2 separate regions of the Mus musculus genome follow, and region 2 is linked to region 1. A link is a contact called in ENCODE Hi-C data. All regions are on one chromosome and are shown on one strand. The core of a region is the stretch at or near the end of the contact, and the rest is flanking DNA. Distances in the headings are between cores, read along the strand shown.

What was found. Hi-C counts contacts between places; a loop is a spot of excess contacts on that map.
Region 2: a map of v-Abl transformed pro-B cells shows a loop between it and region 1 (2.8-fold over the local background). The contact joins the promoter of 1300017J02Rik here to the promoter of Trf in region 1. A Hi-C loop is called at or near these places in 9 of 37 maps with a recorded cell type or tissue (CH12F3, T-helper 1 cell, T-helper 2 cell and 4 more).

The regions. Positions count from the first base shown.
Region 1 is chr9:103,228,178-103,232,924 of GRCm38, forward strand. Trf (transferrin) reads right to left here and starts at 2,109. Exons shown (of 17, transcript NM_133977.2): 1 at 1,997-2,109. The coding sequence starts at 2,039.
Region 2 is chr9:103,285,759-103,290,505 of GRCm38, forward strand. It overlaps 1300017J02Rik (RIKEN cDNA 1300017J02 gene), which reads right to left and starts at 2,539. Exons shown (of 17, transcript NM_027918.2): 1 at 2,423-2,539. The coding sequence starts at 2,465.

The sequences.
Region 1 (4,747 bases), core at 859-3,358:
TCTCATCCCTGGTGGCAGTCATGACAGAGCACAGGGCTCTGCTGCACTCCGATCCTGGGAACAGATGAATCCGTTCGCCCCAACGGTCTGCCATGTTCCCACCTAACCCTGGGCTGCTTAGAGAGATGCTGGGGTAGCTGAAGGTGACAACCTGCTCTTCTTTTGCCTTGGCTGAAGGTCCACATCAAAATGTGAACTTCAGTGGGCAAACACCATCCTCAGCCACCTTCAGACAAGGCTCTAGACACCAACTCTAGGAAAGGCATACCGTCTTTTAGAAATGAGAAAGCTGGCCTTGGGGGAGGAAGCAGGTTTGTCCTACGTCATCATGTTTGTTAGCAGCCCAGACACTAGGTCTGATGGCCAGGCCCCAGGGGAAGATAACGATCTTAGAAGCTTTGCGTCTCTCTGAGCGACAGTTTGATCACGAGTTCACCTGTGATACTCTTCAGCTGTCTTCTGTTGAGAAAAGGCTAGGAACTCCCTTCTATGCAGCAGGCTTCTGTTTCTACCAAACCTTCCCTGGATGCTTTACCCCCTTTGGGCCGCCATTTAGAGAATCAGCTGAAGACAATTACGTGTATCACGATGTGTGTATGTGCTTATATAATCGGGCTCCCATGTGGTGTGTGCATGTGCAGATGGGAACACATGGGGGGTGGGGGTGGGGGACAAAGGGCAACGTGCGGTGTCTCCCGCTATTACTCTCTGCCTGATTTTTTTGGAGACAGTGTCTTTCACTGAATCTGAGCCTTGCTGGTTCCACTAGATTGTCTGGCCAGAAAGTCCCTGGGATCTTCCTGTGTTTGCTTCCCCAGGGCACTGTGGGTTCCCTGGGATCTTCCTGTGTCTGCTTCCCCAGGGCACTGCGGTACCCAGCTTTTTACATGGTTGCTGGGGTTCTGAATTTAGGTCCTGGTGTTTGCATGCTAAGCATCTGCCCAGTTGTACCATCTCCCCAGCTGGGTCACCACTGAAATCCACACGATGGAGAGATGCCGTCTGTGGGACCTGGCACTCCTAGCTCTTGTCACATCCCTTCCCTTTCGGGCAATTCAGCAGGGCTGACTTACTGACTCAGCAAGCCCACAAATCACTAAGCATGGATCGGGGTGGGTGAGGCCAATGGACCTCAGGATGGATGAGGAAGGACAACAGGGAGACTGATCGTCCCCAGCTCCTTCCCTTTAGTTCACCGTGGCCAGAGGGATAGACGACCTCTCTAGCCTCTTCAAACTAGTTCGTCTAACTTGTAAATTTTGACCTTGGTCCGGTGTCACTGTGCATAGCCACACAAGGTGTCCTGAGCTAACAAGCACGGAAGCCTGTTTCAGGCTGACAGTTGTTAGGGATGACAAATCACTCAAACTAGACAGCCCCAACACTGTGACAAATGCTAACTACAGTCCAACTGGAGCAGGCATTTGGGTCTTTGAGACCCCCCCCCCCTCTGGTGAGGAGTCAGCAGGATGCAGGACTGGGACCTGTGACCTCACCCTCACCTGACCCTCCCAGGCATGTGCGGTAACAAGCAAGACCCGTCGCAGGAGAAATACAGGTATGATTTGAACCCCAGAATTCTGGCTTCAAATCCCACACCCTAGTCTAAGCCACCAGCGCCAAAGGCATCCAAGGAGGCATCAGACAAAGGAGAGATAGCAGGATTAGATCTCAGGAAGTTGTGACTACCACACCATGCTGTTTGGACTATACTGAGGCCCCGGGATAGCGCCTGGGTAAACTGGTTAAAAGTTTTCTAACATCGCGTATACCATATCTTCAAATTACTGGACATAGGGGAGACAGCGTGATGAGGATAGTGAAAGGTAGAGACTGAATCAGAGCCCCAGATGCATGTGGATCCACGTTGTTCCTACGCTATGGAAGATGAAGATACCACAGAGAAGAAGCAAGGGGCTGGAAGCTGGGACTTCCAGCTTTAGCTCCTAAGGGTTGCATACATAGCCAGCCAGTCATCCCCTGCACGCACACTCACCCAGGGCAGCGCAGGCCAGCAGGGCACCCACGGTGAGCCTCATCCTCTCGGTGTGTGTGTGGCGAGGAGCGGGGAGTACAGACCGACCCGCTTCTGCGCCGCCTGCCCGTGGCCCGCTCGCCTTTATGCACGGAGGGAGGGGGCCGGCTGGGCGCAATCTTTGACCTCTTGTGTTTGCGCAGTCCAATTGCCCAATCACCCCGCATCCACCCCCTTCCTTTCTTGCCCTGATGATCACCTCATTTCCTGAGCTGTGGGACAGAACTGCGCATGGAATCCACTACCACGACAATCACACACACACACACACACACACACACACACACACACTCACTCAAAAAGCCTGTGTTTAGAAGGAAGCTAAAAGCAGAACCCACTCTTTGTTATCACTGCCTGGAGCAGCATGGTACAGCTGCTTGGGCGGGAGTGGCTTGCTCCCGGGTGCCAGGGCTTCTACTTGCCAACAGCTTCATCAACCTTATAGGGGGGCGGGGGGGGAGACTGAGGCTTGAGCGGAAGGGAAACTGCCTAGGACGGCAGACTAGAACCGGAGAAGGAACCTAACTGGGAAACTTGGCTCAGGTCAGAGAGGCAGCACGCCATGATCCCAGCAACAGTCCGGGGGCAGCTCTCCCTCCCTCTATCCCTGCCAGGCCTGGCCTGCTCTGGAGCTGAAAGCTTCCTGCCCTTGAGCTTCTGGTGAGACAATCCGGGCTAGAAACAGTCACAGGGACAAGAAACTCTCTCCCACTGCCAGGAAGTGGTCAAACTGTGAGGCTCAGAACAAAGGGCCAGTGTAAGCATAAAGAGGATGCTTCCTTTTTTTTGTTGTTGTTATTTTATTTATTTACATTTCAAATGTTATCCTCCTCTGAAAAAAACGCTCTATCCCATTCCCCTTCCCCTGCTTCTATGAGGGTGCTCCCCCACCTCTCACCCCCTCCACCCCAACTTATCTACCCACTCCTGCCTCACCTTCCTAGCATCCCCTTACACTGGGGCATCCATCCACAGGACCAAGGGGCTCTCCTTCTATTGATGCCATTAATAAGGCCATCCTCTCCTACATATGCAGCTGGAGCCATGGGACGGTCCTTCCATGTGTACTCTTTGGTTGGTGGTTTAGTCCCTGGGAGCTGGGGGGGGGTGTCTGGTTGGTTGATATTGTTGTTCTTCCTATGGGTTTGCAAACCCCTTCAGCTCCTTCAGTCCTTGGCCTAACTCCTCCATTGGGGTGCTAGTCTGATGGTTGGCTTTGAGCATCCACCAGTCTGATGGTTGGCTTTGGCTTCCTTGGCATCCTGATACCCCTGATTAAGTAGTCACCAAACTGCTTTGACTGCATTCATCACAGAAACGTTTCGCTTGCACCCTCCATACGTGCCGCCGTTTCAACTCTCACTAGAGTTGTGCATTTCAATCCTGTACATGGACTGGAAGATTCTGAAATGATGAAGTCAAAAAAAAATGGGCATTTGAAAATGTCCCTCTGGGTATATCACCAAGTGTACTATCCCAGGCTCCATATACACTCAGGGAAAGGTCAAGGCGAATCACCAAGGGAATTTAGGGTTTTCAACAACCGTTTCTTACTGGATTTAATCAGGGTCCTGTCCTCTCTGGTCCTTGGTTTCCTTGTCAAGTCTGCAGGATGTTGACGCTCTGATTTCAGGCTGCGGAAAGAGCCCGGTGAAGCTCTCAGCACATCTCGGCCATAGGTATTCAAGAGGAGCCGTGGGTGACCAGAAGCTCTCTGGTGTGGAATTAAACACACAACTGGGGACATGTGCAGATGTGTCTTGGGCCACCAAGAACACTGAACGTCATGGCGCCAGCCTCTCATCTTCACATCTCCTGTAGACATTCACAGACCTGGGCCTCCCGTGCAAGCATGTGGCATGTACATCCCCATGGCTAGCCGGGTCCTGTCAACCCCTCAGAAGAGTAGCAGACACAGGACTCTGTTGCTGTCCTTCTCCTGTGCAAGAACTGGTAGCCTGGACGTCTGTAGCAGGAGCAGGAAGGTGATGTGGGTCTGATTCTCTGTTTAGTTGACAGAGAGGAGCTCAGGCCAGACTTGGTCGGTCAACATGCTAATTTGGCTGCTTTGGTTTTTGTGCACTGGCACTTATGAACCCAAACACAAAGTGACTTTTCCCATTGTAATCCCAGTCTCTGACAGGAATGTTTTAAAGGTACGTGTGTGTATGTCCTGGGATGGTTAGAGAGAAAGTTGTGGTATGTCCAAGGGCAAGCACACATGTGTCATATGTCACAGTGCGAAGGTCAAAGGACAACTTCCAAGAGTCAGCTCTGTTCTTCCACTGTGGAGGAAGGTTCTGGAGATCAAATTCAAGTTATCAGGTTGAAACTGGTTAGCCTGCTGAGCCATCTCAGCCCAAAGGTCAAATGTTCTAACCTAACACACCCATGTAACTGGACATATGAAAAACTTAAACATGGAAACAAAACTGCCAAAAAACCAGGACAGGGACAGAGTGTCGCAAGCATTCAGAACTCCTTTCCTTTGTCAGTCATTTGCTGAGAGGACCCCCATCTCCCCCCAGGCCCCTCAGAAGCTTCATATCACATGTTCCTGTCTGGCCTGTGGACCCAGGCGAGGAAACAGGGCCAACCCACACGCTGAGCACCAGTGCTGGCTGGCTAATCTTTTGCAATAGCAGAAAGTATCACTGGGCCATTACAATAAATGGTGTCCCTGAGAAAGGAGCACTTTGGAGACCATCGGTT
Region 2 (4,747 bases), core at 1,289-3,788, 58 kb after region 1:
GCCTCAAAGCAGGCTGGGCTCAGAGCAAGTCACTACTGCCTGTGAACGGGACTACTGCTCTATGACAAAGACTTCATCATAACACGCCCTAGCTAAAAATGATAGATGGATGTCACGTTAGGACTGGTAGGTTTTACTGAGCCATTTCTAAGTCACAGCAAGATCATCCTAACCTCAAGGTCAACCTGTTGATAACCATAAGCCTCAACTGCCGCCATTGCTGGAGGACTGCCTACATAGAAACACACACATACACAGACACACAGACACACACAGACACACACACAGACACACACACACACTCAAGCAAGTACACATGGAGGACTGCCTACATAGAAACACACACAATACACAGACACACAGACACACACAGACACACACACACTCAAGCAAGTACACATGGAGGACTGCCTACATAGAAACACACACAATACACAGACACACAGACACACACACACACACACTCAAGCAAGTACACATGGAGGACTGCCTACATAGAAACACACACATACACACACACAGACACATACACACACACACACACACACACACACACACACACACACACACACACACACACTCAAGCAAGCACACATGCACCCCTCCCCAGTTCTTACAAAGTTTCTGTTTAAACTGTTTCTACTGCCTACTGGTTGTGCCACAGTGTAGCTAATTCTCTACTACTGCTTCCTTCTGTCTTTGGTGAATTCATTCCCTGCCTGAGCATCACAGCTCTGTCACCACTGTCCTGGCTTGGCAAATAGAAATATTTTAAAAAGAGGACGTGTACAGACAAGCTAAGGGTGGGTGGAGTCTGATAACATCAACAAGGTCATCAATAGCATGCCCCCACTAGCCTCCTGACAGACACAGGAAGAGGTCTGAGCACGCTCTGACCTTTTCAGGAGGAAGAGAAAGGCTGCTGGTGGCCTCCAGTCACTCACTGAATGGAGAAAGTTCCTGGACCCCAGAAGAAACCGTTGGCTTGGCTCTTGACTTTTGCAAGTTTTTAGGATATGTAACCCTCAGTTACGTGTTTCCTATTTAAGCTGCTTTGGCTGGGGTTTTTTGTTGTTGTTGGTAGTGGTGGTTTGGGGTTTTGTTTTGTTTTTTGTCATTTGACACCACAAGTATTCTTATTGGACTGGAACACTGAGTTTTGAGGAATGAAGGTTCCAGACTCCGGCCTGGTCTGGTAGCCCGGAGAAAGGTCGTGAAGAAACGAAGCCCGGAGGGGCCTTTAGTCTCTGACATGTAAACATGAAGCCTGTTGGGAAAATGAACTTCTGGTCTGTGTCTGACATTGCTGGCAATGGTGGCGGAACGCTATTTAGCAGAACACTGGCTCAGTTCAGGGGAATTCTGAAAGAGATCAGGCAGCTGCATTCTGAGAGCGAATGACCCTCTGGGTGGCTACAGATGGCACTGCTGGGCAGAAGAGGCAGACATATACTGTGCACCATTGCCGGGCTCTGGCCACCCTAGGTATTATTTACCACGGTCTCAGATCAGACAAAGCTAAAGGGAGGAGGATCCAACCGTGGTTGAGACAGGAAGAGCTCTTCACAGTGCATGAGTTCTTCCCTGGAGCCTGTTCTCCCTACCCACGAAAGGGCTTCTTGTATTTGTGAGCGTAGAACTCTGCCTGCCTCTGGCTGTGTTAGCTCATTTCTCCAGCAACTGTGTGTTTGTTGGGTAAACATAACTTTTTTTAAAAAAAAGTTAACATTGTGTGGAAGCCACATGGGGGTCAGAGGACAGATTTCTTTTCTTTTTTTTTTTTTTTTTTGGTTTTTTTAAATTTTTATTTTATGTGCTATACTTATTATTACTACAGAGGACAGATTTCAAGAGTGGATTTCCTCTTCTACCATTTGGTCCTGGAGGTCATATGTCGTCAATCACAACATCAGCCCCTTTACCTACCAAAGCAGTGAAACAAGTTGTGGGGTTTTTTTGTTTGTTTATTTGTTTTGTTTTGTTTTTTTTATTTTCCTCTCCTATCTCTCATATATTGCTGCAATTTCCCCTCCTTCCTCTGAGTCCCTCTTCACATCCCCTGTCACCAACTACGTCTCCATTTTCCTTCAGAAAAGGGCAGGCCTCCCAGGGATATCAACCAAACGCGACATAACAAGTTACAAAAAGACTAGGCACCTCCCTGGTATTAAGGAGGATGTGGCAGGAAAAGGGTCCCAAAAGCAAGCAAAAGAGTCAGCGACAATCCACTATGACCGCCTCAGTGAGGGCAAAGGACAGCCGGGGGACTGCGTGGCAGGTGAATTCCAGTCCAAAGTGATTACTCTTCTCTAGGCTCATAGTCTATCCAACCACATTTGATCCCTGAAGTGTATGGTCAGCAAATGACACCTGGTCCCCTCCCCAGAGGGCCGGCCCCCTGCCTGGCTCTCAGCACACTCACCTAGGGTCCCCAAGCATAGAAGGGCGCAGATGAGCAGCCTCATTTTCAACTGTGGAACTGCGTTCTGCTTGCTCTCCCCCAGCCTAGGTGCACTTTACCCAGAAGGCAGTGTTGACTGATGAATCTGCCTACTGGGAAAGGTTCTTCAGCCCCAGTCCGGGCTGGTCGCCACTGCCACACCCTCCATGCCTTCCTTATCTGGCCAAGCAGATACTCAGGCGGCTAGGGACACTATTTTTTCTCTCTCTGTCCCCGGTTCGGTCCCTGGGTGGAAACGGTGCTTCTCCGGGAAAGCCGGCGCGCACATGCATAAGACCTTAACACAATTTTCTTTTGGAAATTCTCACTTCTCACTAAGGACTCTAAGTTGACTAAGCTGAGGTCCTCCCGCTGTCCTGCGACCCCAGTGGAGCTATCTCTTCTGTGACACAGCCCATAGTTTCTCCTCTATCTCCCCACCCCCACCCCCACCCCCACTCCACACCACACGCACCAGTGTTGCTTGTCCCAGCTGTGTAAGGCCTGGCTCAGGCACAGATCTGACATGCAGAGTTTCTCGCTCACCCGGCTGCAGCCCTGTCCGAAAGGCTGTGCGACCTCTGCCTAGAAAAAGTCTGGTAATTTTAAATAAAACTCGAAGAACTTCTAATTAAAATATAGTAGTAGGTGTACAACAAACCCTGCTAGCACAGTGTAATAATTATCACTAAGAGGACTCCGGTAGAGCCAGTCCACATCCAGGAGGCCGAATCCCTGCAGAGCTTCTCCCACATAGGTGGCCCCTACATGGAACAGAAACGGAAGTCTGCTAACTTCAGGACTCCACAGAGATGAAAACTTACAGCGCAGAGCCTGGCTTCTCTCACCCAAGTTTAAATTGGTATGATTTATCTATGCAGAGGTGTGTGGTTGCCCACCAGCTATCAGTGTGGCCTATTGTTTCATATCATGTGAATGAAGAATATTTCATCTCTCACCCTGATTGACAATTGTAGTACCGATTCCATCCTTACAGACAGTGCCGCTAGGAACAGAAATTTCATTTCATTTTATATACATTACTAGGATCTAAAACTAAATAAAAAAAAGCAGGGCCTGGTATGGAAGTACAGGCCTGAAACCCCAGCATTTGGGAAGTGGGGACAGTGGGATTAGGAGTTCGAGGTTTCAACTACGTGCCCTATTGGAGACTTCCCTAGGCTAGAGACCTTGTCTCGAAAACCAAGCATGTAGGGCTGGAGAGATGGCTCAGCGGTTAAGAGCAAGTGCTGCTCTTCCAGAGGACCAGAGTTCAATTCTGGCACCCATGTTGGACGGCTCACAACTAACTACCTGTAACTCCAGCGACAGGGGGACCTGACACCCCTGGACTCCAGCTACAGGTCATCTGGCTTCTGTGGGGGCTCACACTCCTTTGTATATACAAAAAGCAAAAACAAAACTTAAAGAAAGAAATAGAAGACACAATCAGGAAAACGGCACAATTTTTGCACATTGAACTTGAGCACAGTGTCTTTCTTGAGTTATTTTGTTAAATCTGTTTCTTTCCAGTGTTCTGTTTGTGTTCTTACATCTTTTGTTGAATAATGCCAGTTTTTCTTCCCTTTCTTTCTGATTTTTAGCATCCCTCCTTATCCCAGGTTTGGCTTACTATAAACAGTTAGTTTGGGAATAGTCTAGTGCATGCCTTTGAGTGCAAATAGACAGGCATCTCTGCAGCAGACTTTTCTAGGAGAACAACTGTTTGGTCCAGAAGTAGGTGGAGGCCTGGTTTCATAGATCCTGGAAACTCTTAGGACCCAGTCAAGAAGCTCTGAAAAGGGTTATTACAGAAAGAAATGTGTACTGTCTTCTGGTTTTAGGTGTTATTGGCAATACTAAGGTTCTCTCTTTCTACATGAGTTGCTTACATCTTAAAAACATGACTGGGATTGGATTTTTTTGTATTTATCAAAATAATGATATGATTTTCCTGCCTTGTCTGTGGGGAACTATGCAGCAGAGCATGAGTTTTCTTCTTTTGTTGTTATTTGCTTGTTTTTGTTTTTGTTTTTTAAATGTTTTGTTTTGTTGCTTTTTGAGACAGGTAGGGTCTTGCTATAAACTAGGCTGGCCTCAAATTTGTGATCCTCCTGCCCCAGCTTCCTGAGGCCTGGACATATGGGGGTGTATAACCACATCTGACTTCTAGTTCGCTTTGTTTGCTTGCTTTGTAATGGAGTTTGAACCCCGGGTCTCACATTCGCTGGGTAAGCATTTCACCCCTGAACGGCATCTCTAACCTGCTAACTGGATTCTAGATTTATTTCCCTTTATGGATTAGCA